Linked DNA regions of Homo sapiens: region 1 is linked to region 2. Evidence: read pairs that join two places in POLR2A ChIA-PET (ENCODE). Cell type or tissue: B cell. All regions are shown on one strand. Links, peaks and the distances in the headings refer to the core of each region. The heading gives the core; the rest is flanking DNA.

The links. ChIA-PET counts read pairs that join two places held together with the same protein. Peaks named below come from ENCODE experiments on the same cell type or tissue, not always from the same donor. Only the 100,000 strongest peaks of a DNase experiment are listed, where the experiment ranks them.
Region 1: POLR2A ChIA-PET joins it to region 2 with 8 read pairs; 2 of 35 experiments call an interaction of 5 or more read pairs at or near these places.

What each region holds. Positions count from the first base shown.
Region 1 is chr6:69,808,910-69,813,328 of GRCh38, reverse strand. No RefSeq gene overlaps it. Among named protein-coding and RNA genes, the nearest start is that of LMBRD1, 14 kb to the right of the region's middle. In B cell, for the core only: no CTCF peak of the experiment used is centred there; no DNase peak of the experiment used is centred there; H3K4me3 peaks cover 124 bases; H3K27ac peaks cover 1,873 bases.
Region 2 is chr6:69,920,477-69,924,895 of GRCh38, reverse strand. The region is part of intron 4 of COL19A1 (collagen type XIX alpha 1 chain); the gene reads right to left. Among named protein-coding and RNA genes, the nearest start is that of COL19A1, 56 kb to the right of the region's middle. In B cell, for the core only: no CTCF peak of the experiment used is centred there; no DNase peak of the experiment used is centred there; H3K27ac peaks cover 695 bases.

The sequences.
Region 1 (4,419 bases), core at 140-4,139, 110 kb after region 2:
AGAAGGCAAGAGTAGCTTAAAACTATAGCCAAGGGAATTAGAGTTCTGAGATGTTTGGTTTCCTTGTAACTGCTCAACGGATTCACCTTGCCCACTGCTTAGACAGAGACGATTTATGAAGAGAGGGGAACTGCAAGGCAGAACGACTAAGTCACACAGAGCCATCTGTGCAGGAGACTGGAGTTTTATTATTACTCAAATCAAATATCCTTGAGCATTTGAGGATCAGAGTTTTTAAAGATAATTTGGCAGGTAGGGGCTTGAGAAGTGGGGAGTGCTGATTGGTCAGGTTGGAGATGGAACCATAGGGGGTCGAAGTTGACTTTTTCTTGCTGTTTTCTGTTCATCTGGGTGAGATGGTAGAACTGGTTGAGCCAGATTACTGGTCTGGGTGGTGTCTGCTGATCCATCCAGTGCAGATTCTGCAAAATATCTCAAGCACTGATCTTAGGTTTGCAATAGTGATGTTATCCCCAGCAACTTGGAGCCAGAGGCTGCATGCCCCTAAACTGTAATTTCTAATCTTGTAGCTAATTTGTTAGTCCTGCAAAGGCAGACTGGTACCCAGGCAAGGAAGGGGTCTTTTCAGGAAAGGTCTATTATCAATTTTGTTTCAGAATCAAGCCATGAACTGAATTCCTTCTCAAAATTAGTTTGGCCTATCCTCAGGAATGAAGAAGGACAGCTTAAAGATTAGGAGCCAGATGGAATCAGTTAGGTGTGATTTCTGTCACTGTCATAATTTCCTCAGTTATAATTTTGCAAAGGCGGTTTCACCCTGTAGAAACTAAAGAGAACATCAGAATATATGTCCCTGAGTTGTTTCTTAGAAGCTGGTACCCCCACCAAATGGATTCCCTGGCATGTAGACCTCAAATAAGAGGTAATTGAGGACTGAACTCTTGCTTTAAATTTCTTCCTGAGGGGCATGGAGGAAGTCACGCCCACAGGCCAGACTTAATATTTCTTTCTTCTGATCCCAAATTTTTAAACAAAGCTTCTCTTCTTTAACCAATTGCAAGTCAGAAAATCTTTGAAATCCAGTTATGACCTGGAAGCACCCTGCCCCACCTGACTCTGCTTCCACCTTTGTAGGCCAAACCAATGTATCACCTCTATGTGTTGATTTATAGTTTTGCCTATAACTTCTGCTTTCCTGAAATTTACCTCTGCCTTTAAACACCCTTGCTTGCAAGCCATCTGGAAGTTTGGGTCTTACATTTCAGCTGCCCAATTATCCTTGCTTGGTACCCTACTAATAAAGGCCCTCCTTTCTCCTGCTGCAAAGCAACCTCGGTATGAATATTTGGCCTTACTGCACTGGGCAATGGGACCCCTGTTTGGTTTAGTAACATAAGAGTGGCCCACGCCTTTTCTACGTTTCTTAGAAATGAGTTCAAATCTGAGTCACTTCTGCAGAAATCACCATTGACCTTATCCTCTCTATTTAACTTTTTCATTATTCCACCCCTTTTTAGTCAAGCTTCCTGAAAGAATATTTTACATTCATGACCTCCGTTTTCCTAATTCTCCTTCATTCCTCTAAGCCAGTGCAACTTGTCTGCTTCCTATCCACTCCAGTGGAATTATTCTAGAAAATTCGTTAATGACCCCCCCACTCATGTTGCCATACTCGGTGGGCACTTGCTAGTCCTCTCACTATATTTGGTATTGACAGCTACTCATTAGTTTTAAAAAGTATCTTCTCTCTTTGTTTATATGATGTATTCTGATTATTAGTTCTAACCACTCTTTTCCTTTTATTCTCTCCTTAAAGTTTGCTGTTTTTTTAGGGTTGTCTATTTAGCTGACTATTATTCTCACTTCTACCAATTTTTCCTGGGAATTTTTTGCATTTTCATTGCTTCAGCTTTTACTTGAGTATAGATGACTCATACCTCTGTGGCAGGTCCCTTGGCTGAGTTTCCCGCCTATACATTCTATGAACTAGAGCTATCCGTGTTCCTCAGGCACCTCAAATCCAAGGTACCAAATAAAATCTACTACCTTGTTTCCTTCACTCTAAGGTGACATTGACTGTAAGATGCACCATCATTTTATAAATGATGAAGAACAAAATATACCAGTTATAGTGGTAAGATCCCATCAATTTAAAGGTGAGTCCTAACATCAGAGATGTTAAAATGTAAAGGAGAAAAGTGCATCTTAGAATCTATGAAATACAGTTTATTTCTGTCATTCCTCACCCTTAATCTTCTCTTCTTCGTATGTTCCCTGTCTTCATTAGTGGCATCATCATTCTCCACATCTCTCAATTTACAATTCTGAAAAGCATCTCTAATGTTAACTCGGCTTGGCTATAATAATCAACTATTCAAATGCTATGTGTTGCCGTGAAGGTATTTTGTAGACATGATAAATATCTACAATCAGTTGACTAAGTACAGTTGACCCCTGAATAAGTTAGGGGTTAGGGATGCTGAATCCCCATGCACTTGAAAATCTGCCTATAACTTTTGACTCTCCAAAAACTTAACTAGTAATAGCCTTCTATTGACTGGAATCCTTACCAATAACATAAATAGTTGATTAACATATATTTTGCATGTTGTATTTATTATATATTGCATTCTTCCAATAATGAAAACTAGAGAAAAGAAAATATTATTAAGAAAATTATGGTTGGGCATGGTGGCTCATGCCTGTAATCCCAGCACTTTGGGAGGCCGAGGTGGGCGGATAACCTGAGGTCAGGAGTTCGGGACCAGGCTGGCCAACATGGAGAAACCCCGTCTCTATTAAAAATACAAAAATTAGCCAGGCGTAGTGGAAGGTGCCTGTAATCCCAGCTACTCAGAAGGCTGAGGCAGAAGAATCGCTTGAACCCGGGAAGCAGAGGTTGCAGTTAGCCGAGGTTGTGCCACTGCACTCCAGCCTGGGTGACAGAGTGAGACTTTGTCTCAAAACAAAAAAATAAATAAATAAAAAAGAAAATAAAGTCATAAGGAAGAGAAAATATATTTACTATTAATTAAATGAAAATGGATTGTCAAAAAGGTCTTCATCCTAACTGTCATCATGTTGAGTGGGCTGAAGAGGAGAGAAAGGAGGGGTTGGTCTTGCTGTCTCAGGGTTGGTAGAGGCAGGAGAAAATCTGCACATAAGTAGAATTGCACAGTTCAAATCTGTGTTGTTCAAGGGCCAACTGTAAATAAAATTATTCTCAATGATCCCGTGGGTCAGAGTCAATCAATTGAAGGGACTTATGGCAGATTGCAATTTCCCTCAGAAAGAAGAAATTTTACCAATGACTGTCAGTGTCAGCTCCTGCCTGAGAGTTTCCAGTCTGCTCTTCCTGATGCCCTCCTCTATTAATTTCTAACTTGCCTAAGGAGCCCCCACAATTGCACAAGTCAATTCTTTGCTCGCTTTCTCTCTCACACGCATGTGCTCTCTCTCTCTCTCCTACTGGTTTAGTTTATTTGATGGAACCCTGACAGTATTCTACCTCCTTCCTCTTTCTTTCATTCTCCATACCTGGACAGCATGTCTTGAAAATTAATCTTATTGCCATCTCATAAATGTATCTTCTTTCATATCGATAACCTTGGTTTAGCTTTCATCATCTCTTGTCTTGATTGTAGCTGAAATGAACCCTTACTTCATTTTCCCACTTCCTATTCAGCATTCAGTTTATCTTAAAGAGACAGTTATAAAATGCAAGTCTGATTATTTCTCTTCTCTGCTTAAAACACTTCACTGGCTCTTATTGTCTACAGGATGAAGCCTAAGTTTCTTAGTGGAGCACATACATCCCTTTGTGATCTAGTATCTAAGTGGCCAATTGCTGCCACTTGAGTTACTGATCACTCAAGTAATACTTAACATGGTATTTCAGACTCCTGTGCCTTTGCACTTGTTGTTGCCTTAATGAGATGTTTGCTTACTCTTCTCCTAGTCTGTTTGATAAACTCTTTTTCTTCCTTTAAAACCTAATGGGTGAATATAGTTAACAAAAATGTAGTGTATATTTTCAAAAAGCCAGAAGAAAGGATTTTGAATGTTCACAACACAAAGAAATGATAAATGTTTGAGGTGATGAATATGCTAACTACCCTGATTTGATCATTACACATTGCATACATGTATCAAAATATCACTCTGTATCCCATAAATAAGTACAAGTAATACATGTCAAGTAAAAATGTTTTTAAGATGAAAAAATAAACACAAACAAAAAACGCTACCATGATGATACTTCCTTCTAAAAGCTTTTCTTAACTCATGAATATATTTCATATTTGATACGGTTTGGCTGTGTCCCTACCCAAATCTCAACTTGAATTGTATCTCCCACAATTCCCACATATTGTGGGAGGGACCCAGTTGGAGGTAATTGAATCATGGGGGCCTGTCTTTCCCATACTATTCTTGTGATAGTGAATAAGTCTCACGAGA
Region 2 (4,419 bases), core at 260-4,259:
ACTTCTCAAAAGAAGACATTTATGCGGCCAACAGACACATGAAAAAATGCTCATCATCACTGGCCATCAGAGAAATGCAAATCAAAACCACAATGAGATACCATCTCACACCAGTTAGAATGGCAATCATTAAAAAGTCAGGAAACAACAGGTGCTGGAGAGGATGTGGAGAAATAGGAACACTTTTACACTGTTGGTGGGACTGTGAACTAGTTCAACCATTGTGGAAGAGAGTGTGGCGATTCCTCAGGGATCTAGAACTAGAAATACCATTTGACCCAGATATACCCAAAGGATTATAAATCATTCTGCTATAAAGTCACATGCACACATATGTTTATTGCGGCACTATTCACAATAGCAAAGACTTGGAACCAACCCACGTGTCCATCAATGATAGACTGGATTAAGAAAATGTGGCACATATACACCATGGAATACTATGCAGCCATAAAAAATGACGAGTTCATGTCCTTTGTAGGGACATGGATGAAGCTGGAAACCACCATTTTCAGCAAACTATCACAAGAACAAAAAACCAAACACTGCATATTCTCACTCATAGGCGGGAATTGAACAATGAGAACACTTGGACACAGGAAGGAGAACATCACACACCGGGGCCTGTCATGGGGTGGGGGGAAGGGGGAGGGATAGCATTAGGAGATGTACCTAATGTAAATGACGAGTTAATGGGTGCAGCTCACCAACATGGCACATGTATACATATGTAACAAACCTGCACATTGTGCACATGTACCCTAGAACTTAAAGTATAATTTAAAAGAAGAAAGAAAAGAAGACATTTAAAATAATATAATATGGTAACATTGGAAATTAGACTCTACCTGTCAATGGTTTGCCGTTGGTGCTGTCTGTTGTCTTTATTGTTGCTGCTTTTTATTTGCTTAGTCACTTTTCTGGACAAATTCTGTAAAGTGTTTGACTCCTGAAGTTTCTGCTCATTTAGCTTAGTAGTCAACTAATGATTGAATAGTTAAACACCCTTACCCAAAAGCATCCCAGCCTTTGCTGAAGGCCTATGTGTGTGACAGAAAATACCTTAAATGTTCAGGCTGGTAGTTTATAAATCACCTTAGCCTTCATGTTCTGCTTGTTCAGAGCTTGGAGTTTTGCCAAAGATTTTAAGGCCTTTTCAGGCCTTTCCGGAGTTTTCACACAGCCCTGTAACATAGAAATATGTGTCTGGAGTCCTACAAATATGTTGGAGCTTTCTAGTGCCCTCTATGGATGTCTTCTTCCCCAGTTTTTTCTTTAAAAATTTTTTTGATCAGCTTCTTGTTTATTCCAGTTATAACTCCTGCCTCAGGCAGCTGCAATATTAAACAATTGCCACTGATTATTTTCAATTAATGTCCACAGGAAAGGGCTATTCTTACAAGCTCTGATCAGGTCAAATAAAGACCAACTAAGAATTGGGGTTTTTAGGGAACTACCAGGCAGGAAAAATAATGGCAATTCCCTGAAAATGGAGCTTTTAATGAACTTCACACTCTTTCTTCCCTTTCCAGCAGCTGCTAGGCAGCTAGTTTTCACTGTGATTCTGAAGCTACTGGTTTTCAAGCCTACCATGTGTTGGAGAGAGAGGGATATGAATAGGACAAGTTAAAATGCCATAAAGCCTGCTAGTCTTACTGAGATTCAAAGTTTTTCTTGAATAATCACTCATTAGATTGTGAAAGCCCCTTAAAAAGTTCTGAATATATTGATTTTGACAAATTTTGCCTGTGTTCTTATTGCTTTTTTTGAGGAGTAGGTTTTCTGAAATCCTTCAGAAATAACAAATTGTTATTTTTAGCCACTAAGTTTTGTAGTGGTTTCTTACAAAGCAAAAGATAATAAAAACATTTTTTCTCTTCATTTTCTACTTAGGATGATAGTCATGCAGTCACCAGTCCATCTGTTGTTAAGACTGAAAGCTCTTTGAAAGCAAGCACAGCATTTAACATACTTTGTATCACTCACAAAGCCTAAGTGCAGTCCCAACAGGGCACTTTATCTGTTGAATGAGTGAGTGATCCAGCAAATGAAAGACAGAGATGTACTGAATTTTGATATGATACTTTGATGTTTAATAAACAAAAACTAAATAGAGGTCGGGTGTGGTGGCTCACACCAGTAATTCCAGCACTTTGGGAGGCCGAGGCGGGCAGATCACTTGAGGTCAGGAGTTTGAGACCTGCCTGGCCAACATAGTGAAACCCCATTTCTACTAAAAATACAAAAATTAGTCAGGCATGGTGGCACGCGCCTGTAATCCCAGCTACTCAGTTGGCTGAGGCAGGAGAATTGTTTGAACCCAGGAGGTGAAGGTTGCAGTGAGCCGAGATTGCACCACTGCATTCCAGCCTGGGTGACAGAGTAAGACTCCATATCAAAAAAAAAAAAAAAAAAAAACCTAAATAGAATTATTTTTCGATAATTTATAATCTAGTTCAAAAGCTGAAAATATTTTTGCATCTCATGAGTAGTTTCTGCTGTGACAAAAAAATAAGAGTATTATCAATATTTATATATAACAATTATATTTTAAAATATACATTGAAATAAATTTAGCTATATTTAAGGAATAATTGATTTTAATCTAAGTTTATAATGAATGAAAATCTTTATAATTACTATATTTCCCTTTCAGAAATTTATATTGTGCTTTCAAGACCAAATATGATTTTGCTTGCCAAGATTATGCTATTTGAAGAAAAACTTCTGCATTTTAAAAATAAAATATTAAAAAAAAATCTACTCTTACAAACTATGCTTGTTGTTTATACCACACAAGCACAAACACTTAACGTGACACAGAATAGTTTCTCTGGGTCTTGCCAAAATTTCTGTTATAAAAGAGGCCATATTGGGTTACCAGAGAGATATAATGACAGCTTGCTATGTCTAAGATATCCATGCTTGAATATTTTGAATGGAGTGTAATTTCCTATAAGAAATCCTATCCATTGCTTATTCAGTGATACTCCCAGTAAGAAAAATATCGCTGATCCTTACTTGCTAAGTTCATTCATATAAATATATATACGAATCTACATACGAATATATATACGAATCTACATACGAATATACATATACGAATCTACATACGAATATACATATACGAATCTACATACGAATATACATATACGAATCTACATACGAATATATACGAATCTACATACGAATATATACGAATCTACATACGAATATATACGAATCTACATACGAATATATACGAATCTATATACGAATATATACGAATCTATATACGTATACGAATCTATATACATATACGAATCTATGTGCGAATATATATGAATATATACGAATATATATATGAATATATATGAATATACATGAATATATATGAATATACATATGAATATATATGAATATATATGAATATATATGAATATATGAATATATATGATATATATGATATATGATATATATGATATATATGATATATATGATATATGATATATATGATATATGATATATATGATATATATGATATATATGATATATATGATTATGATATATGATATATATAGATATATGATATATGATTATATGATATATGATATATGATATATATGATATATGATATATGATATATATGATATATGATATGATATATGACATATATGGATATATAATACATATGGATATATTATATATGAATATATGTGATATATATATGAATATATGTGATACGTATATGAATATATACGTGATACATATGTGATATATATGTGATACATATGTGATATATATGTATATGAATATATGATATGTCTATGAATATATATGATATGTCTATGAATATATATGATATGTCTATGAATATATATGATATATATGAATATATATATGAATATATATGATATATATATGAATATATATATGAATATACATATGAATATACATATGAATATATATATGAATATACATATGAATATACATATGAATATATAGATGAATATATATATATGACTAGAAATTCTCAATGGGATGTTTCCTGCCTTCCCTCCATTTTATACATGTTGTATGTAGTTCAATGTCATAAATAAAAATTTTATCCACATAAATTAATACTAACCTACATTTGAAGAGCCTAGACTCAGTGAAATTTAAGTGTAATTTATCCTTTTTTTAAATTGTCTACTTTTCTACACATTAATTAAGGTCATCTAGATATTCATGGGCCTATGAGGGCACAAGTATATCAGATTAACAAAATGTTCAATATAAAATCAATATTTTCAAAATATGGCTAACTAAACATCATACAGTCAAACTAAAGTTGGTCGAAGTGCTCCAGGCATGTCAAGGGAAAATTGCTGCCTGGGAGTCCACTTCACACTGGCCTCTGAGGGAGGGAGCCAGCTCTAGATGTAATCTGGAGTATCT